Regions from separate parts of the Mus musculus genome. Here region 1 is linked to region 2. A link is a contact called in ENCODE Hi-C data. All regions are on one chromosome and are shown on one strand. The core of a region is the stretch at or near the end of the contact, and the rest is flanking DNA. Distances in the headings are between cores, read along the strand shown.

The links. A loop is a pair of places that touch in the nucleus more often than their neighbours do.
Region 1: a loop to region 2 is called in a map of Patski, with 2.1 times the contacts of the local background. The contact joins two enhancer-like sites. A Hi-C loop is called at or near these places in 3 of 37 maps with a recorded cell type or tissue (Patski and left cerebral cortex).

Annotation. Positions count from the first base shown.
Region 1 is chr1:181,458,000-181,460,820 of GRCm38, reverse strand. Cnih3 (cornichon family AMPA receptor auxiliary protein 3) reads right to left here. Exons shown (of 6, transcript NM_001160211.1): 6 at 180-1,596. The coding sequence ends at 1,569. Among named protein-coding and RNA genes, the nearest start is that of Ccdc121, 52 kb to the left of the region's middle. Within about 2 kb of position 1,369, at least 1 of the 3 ENCODE cell types and tissues checked has a DNase peak (open chromatin) inside an H3K27ac peak, as active enhancers do.
Region 2 is chr1:181,271,572-181,274,418 of GRCm38, reverse strand. No RefSeq gene overlaps it. Among named protein-coding and RNA genes, the nearest start is that of Gm39718, 14 kb to the left of the region's middle. Within about 2 kb of position 1,403, at least 1 of the 3 ENCODE cell types and tissues checked has a DNase peak (open chromatin) inside an H3K27ac peak, as active enhancers do.

The DNA.
Region 1 (2,821 bases), core at 120-2,619, 190 kb before region 2:
CCTGGGAAAGGTACCCAGCTGAGGTTGTGTAGCTTCAACAAGTTACCCTCAGTAGTAAGAGCTCCTGCCAAGGGAAAGACCGCATTCTCCCTGTCCTCCTAGACTGCATTCTCCCGAACCGGCTGTGGTTGATACAGCTGGCCCCTCAGAAAAGCAGCCTTTTGTTTTTCTTCTTTCTTGCAAGTTTTTTTTTTCTCTCTATTTTGTTTTCTGTAATTTTTTTTTTTAAGAAACACTGTTTCTTTTTAAAAACGCTTTTCTACCTACTAGTTTGCCAACCATATGGATACCCCGGGGGTGGGTTGAAATGAGATGAGGTGAGCCACTCAAGTTGTTGCTGCATCTTAAACATAGCACACAATGTGTTACACAAACACCATTCAAAAAACTGAGTCACAGAATTCAGATGGGAACCAGTACATATATAAATAGTGTGTGTGTGTGTGTGTGTGTGTGTGTGTGTGTATGTGTGTGTAATGGTAGAAAGCAAGGCAGTTTGGGGAATCAGGTTAAAATCATTGTGCCCAGTTTAAGCATCATAAAAACTCAGCCTTGTCAGTATTTACACCTGTCCTGCAACTCCCACCCAAAAAAGGAGCAAAAGTCAAGTGGAAATTTCTAAATAAGCGATGTCCCCACATTGAACTGAGGAGCACAAAGGCCGTGAAGCATCAATGGATGTGATAATTGTGTTGTCTCACTTCCTGGCTGTCCATACCCACACACAGAGCAGCTCTCTGTTTCTGGGCTTCGCACTATTTTGAGGGGTTTGGTTTGGTTTGGTGTTTTGTTTTGTTTTTTGCTTTGGCTCATGCCAGCCAGCTGATTGGCATGTAATGACTCTGATGAATTTTTGGCACAGTGGCAGAATACATCTTGGGAGGGTGAAGAACTCACACCTGGGACATGTTGCAGACATTTTTAGAAATCCATTTTCTCCCCCTCCCCAGTTCACACTGGACAGGGCTTGCTGCCACACCCAGCTCAGGAAGCCACAGCCCAGGCTCCTGGACACAGAGCGTAAAAGTGACGTGAGAGGTGGCTCAGGGCAGTCCCCACAGCTTTCTGCCTTGCACTGAGCAAAGCATGTGACCACAGCTCTGGAAAAAAAATGACAAGAGTCTTGGGCAGCCCATGGTGTCCCTGTGGGTCTCAGCCATCCCTGAAGATCTGGCCTTGGCCCTGAGCCATTCTGTCCCTTGTTCGACACCTGCCAGCATCTGGCCTCATTTCTACCATCCAGACGAGCTCTCCATGTGAAACTCGCACAGTTCTGCTGCTCAGTGAAGTGGATGAAGGAAGTAATAATGGCATCTCCAGAGGTTGAGTGTTTCATCAGCTACAAGCTGGCACGCCCATGCTCAGAGGGGCCCTGCAACCCATGTGGGATGTGAAATGCGAAGGCAGAAACAGACACACGTGGGTAACATGGCTCTGACTGCTGTATGACTCCCGTTCCTTTCATTCGGTCTCTGCCATCTGGGTCTCTCCGTCATCCCCATCTGGTGCTCCTCTAGCCACAGCCGCAGTGGTTCCCAGCTTCGGCCTCTCCATCAGCAGGGTCTGAGTTAGGAGCTCACTAAGGTGTAAATCATGCTGGGTGCAAACAAGAAGAGGAAAACAGATGTCAGCAGGAGTCTGTGGCTTTCATCAGCCCCCTTCCAAGTCTGGAGCCTATGGATTCAACTCATTCCCGTCTCTGTGGTCTCCAGTTCACCCATGGAGGCCTTGCTATAGCCCATAGTGTGTCTGCTAGGATGGCACCCCATGTCCCCTGTGGATGCTTATGAGCACTCTCACTGGGATGATCACTGTGGCGCATCACTTTTCCTGCAATTACAGGTGCCTATGGGGTAAGATTCTTCACACCACCATCTGCAACCACATGCTTACAGAATGGCTGCATCCTTACCCCTCCTCCCCAAGCCCCCGTGATGTTACATGATGTGTCAATTCCAAGGGTCTGGATGAAGAACATTGTCACTGATATCAGTGGGGTTGCATAAACACAGTCCTCGGGGCAAATGACATAAGTGAATCTTAACTGGGCATAGGTCCCCAAACCTCCTCCTTATGGGATTAGTAGTGACCAAGTAGGAGGGACCTGCATTCCTATGGCCTGACAAGGATGTCAGGCTAATTCTGCAAGGCTGACAAGTTGACCAGAACTACAATCTACTCCTCTGTCTATTTAGAAAAAGAAACAACTCTCCTGACATTAGAGACCCCACCCCTGACTCTAAGAAGTTGTCTAGGAGCAAAACCAAATAAAAGAACCTGGACTATTTTCCTCCCATCCCTGCACAGCTGGGAAGCCCCCTTTCTAGAGCCAGACACAGCAGATGTGCCCAGGCCCCACTGCCTAGGTCTGGAGCTAGACAGATGGATTCTCGCTGTACAGCTCAAACAGATCAACCACTTTCTAACTCCAAAGCCAGTCCTCTGACCATTGTGGACTGAGCCTAATTGTGGACAACTGTGGTGGTTTGAATATGCTTGGCCCATGGAGTGGCACTATTAGGAGGTGTGGCCTTATTGGGGAAGGTGTGGCCTTATTGGGGAAGGTGTGGCCTTGTTGGAGGAAGTATGTCACTGAGGGGGTGGGAAAGAGAGCTTCCCCCCAGCTGTCTAAAGATGCCAGTCTTCTCCTGTTTGCTTTCAGAGTAAGATATAGAACACTCAGCTCCTCCTGCACCATGCCTGCCTGGACACTGCCATGCTTCCCACTGTGATAATGGACTGGACCTCAGAACCTGTAGGCCACCGCCAATTAAATGCCGTCCTTTATAAAAGTTGTCTTGGTCATGATGTCTACACAGTA
Region 2 (2,847 bases), core at 154-2,653:
GTACAGAAAGACAAACACTGCGTCTTTCACTCTGCTGAAAATGCTGAGCCCACAGAAGTAGAAACTAGAATGGTGGTCCAGAGGCTGGGAAAGGACCCAGGCACTGGGGGGAGGCATTAAAAAGAGTGGCTAGTGGATAGGATACGTAGTCTCAGCCAGACAGGAGGAAAGGGTTCGGATACTTCATTACACAGGACAATGTTCATAGCAGTATTCTATTGTATAATTCAAAGTAGTTAGAAGAGATTTTAAATTCCTTATCACAAAAAAAAATCATAAGAAACATAAATATCCGGAGAGATCAAAGGCACCCTATAGCGATGGACCATCAGCATCTGTCCAAACACACAGCTGCTGCCAGCACCATAAATGGGTGGCTGCCTCCCAACCCTGTCAGAGATCTGCTAGTTTAACTGGACTTTTAGCCCTTTGGAGCCATAAAGACCCCAGTCAAATTCCAGCTCTGTGACTCACTGAGATATGGAAGAACTAGAGACAGACCAGTCCTCTGGCCTGTGCAGACGCAGAAACAAAAGTGGCCGGCGGGGGGGGGGGGGGGGGGGGGGGAAGCTCCGGGAGCACTTCTATGTTGATGTTAATTAAGATGTGTTTAAATTATGTGCAAAGTGGGGCAGGCATGTGCACATGAGTGCAGGTGCCTGTGACAAACCAAGGACTCAGATGAGCCGGAAGCTGAAGTTGCAGACAGCTGGGAGCTGCCCCTCGTGCAAGAGCAGTACCGGCTCTTAAAGGCTGAGCCATCTCATCTGCCTGATGTTAATTCTTTAATATATAATTTTCAAAAATATTAACGTTGCATTTGGATAGTTGGTGTCTTTATGTAGTTTTTACAAAAATGGGTGTTAAAATACTAAGTAAACGTAAGATAGCTAGATTTGTGTGTCCGCAACTGGGGAGATGGAGTTTCAGAAATGTGCTAAGGACAGCCTGGGCTAAAAGACCTTAAATGCTTGGGGTCAAAACTCTGCAGCTATTCCCAGCTTGTGCACAAATGAAATCATTGCAAAGCCTTTGAAACAACTGCAGGACTTGGACAAGCACACCTCTGCCCTAGAGCATCACCCCTGGGGTCCTAAGCTCTGGCCTTGCTTTAAGAACTAACAGGAATCTAAGATGGTTCTGCTGTGTAGGGTGACAGCCTCTGCTACTCTGTGAAGGCGAGGCCTGGGGCGGGGGGGGGGGCGGGGGGCGGGGGTGTTTTCACAAAGAGTGCACTCTACTGTGTGCTGTGGGAATCTACAAGAAGTGTCCAGTTACCAGGGAAAAGGGGGAGAATGGCTCTGGGCTCAGGCACTGCCCGGCATGGTCCGCCGGCCAACTGTGCGGGTTTGTCGCCCCCTTCTGTCCCTTGTCGGAGACGGACATCGGTGCCCTGGAGGCTCACCGCGGGCGAGCTCTAGGTTAGGGTTGGATCTTGCAGAAAGGCACCTGAACCCTCAATGGCTAGAATCCAAGAAAGCAAAGGAAACCGAGTGGAGCCTAGAAGTGCCAACAAACCGCGTGGCTCTCAGTATTTCTCCCACGCCACTACACTGCTCACCTGAAGCCTGAGAAGAAGCAGGACCTGGGAAAAAAACTCCAAATCTCTTAGGGCAGTCACTCCTCTCTAGACTCAGAGTTCTTGGGTGTCCCCAAAGCAGAATTGGTTTCTGCGCTAACCCCAAAGGAGCCTGAACAAACACAGAAAAGCTTCCAGACATTCTGTAAGGATCAGCCAGTCAGCCTAGCAGTGACCTGGGGACCCCAGGAGTGGCTCAAAGGGATATGGGCTTTAGACAGGGTCCTTGTTCTCCAGGAACTTTCTAGAGAGGGAGAGGGGAGGGAGGGAGAAAGGAGGGGGGAGAAAGGAGAAAGGGAGAGGGAAAGAGGGAGAGGGAGAAGGGGAAGGAGGAGGGGAGGGAGGGAGAAAGGAGGGGGGAGAAAGGAGAAAGGGAGAGGGAAAGTGGGAAAGAGGGAGAAGGGAAAGGAGGAGGGGAGGGAGAGGAGAGAGGGGAGAGGAGGGGGGAGGGGAAAAAGGAGGAGAGGGGAGGGGAGGGAGAAAGGGTGAAATGGCCAGTGGTACTTGCTACCATTTACTGAGCCCAGCAATTTGCCTCCATTCCCCAGAGAAACAGCAATGCTGTAGGTCAAAAACCTACCCCAGTAGAAGAGGAGTAAAGATGGAGGGACTGAGGTTCACAGAGACCAGAGAGCACAATTAAAGCAAAAGGCCCAGTCTTCAGCCCTGACTGGTCCCAACCCCACGCTGTCCACTAGCATTGTCCGATTACACACATGGAAGGTAGACATAGAGGACACGCGCCCTGGGTGACAGTGGTCACCCTGGGTGACAGGCTGGTGGGTGGGGTACGGTGAGAATGTGCAAATGTTTAACTCCTGTCTTTCAAAACAAACAAGGGTCAGTGGGTCTGGAGAAATGGCTCAGCCATTAGGGTGCTTGCTGTTCTTCCTTCCAGAGAACCAGGGTCGGCTGCTCACACACACACACACACACACACACACACACACACACACACACCACAGAATTGAAATTTAATCATAAAAGAAGTTTTTGAAGTCCAAAATACATTGGTAGAATGTTGTTAGTAAGACTATTTTAAGGACCAAAGGTAGATTAGAGTCTTTGCTCAACAGCCACCTGTCCTTGATTTTATTCACAGCTTGCTCTCTCACGGGCATGCTCTCTCTCTCTCTCTCTCATTCTAGTAAAATGTTAATTGTGAAAGTGTTGATATTTATTCATTTTGGGTTAAAGATAACAGGCTGTTCGTTATCTTATTTTCTGTGTGGCTCTATATTTAATTTTTTTCCTAACTGATATTTCCA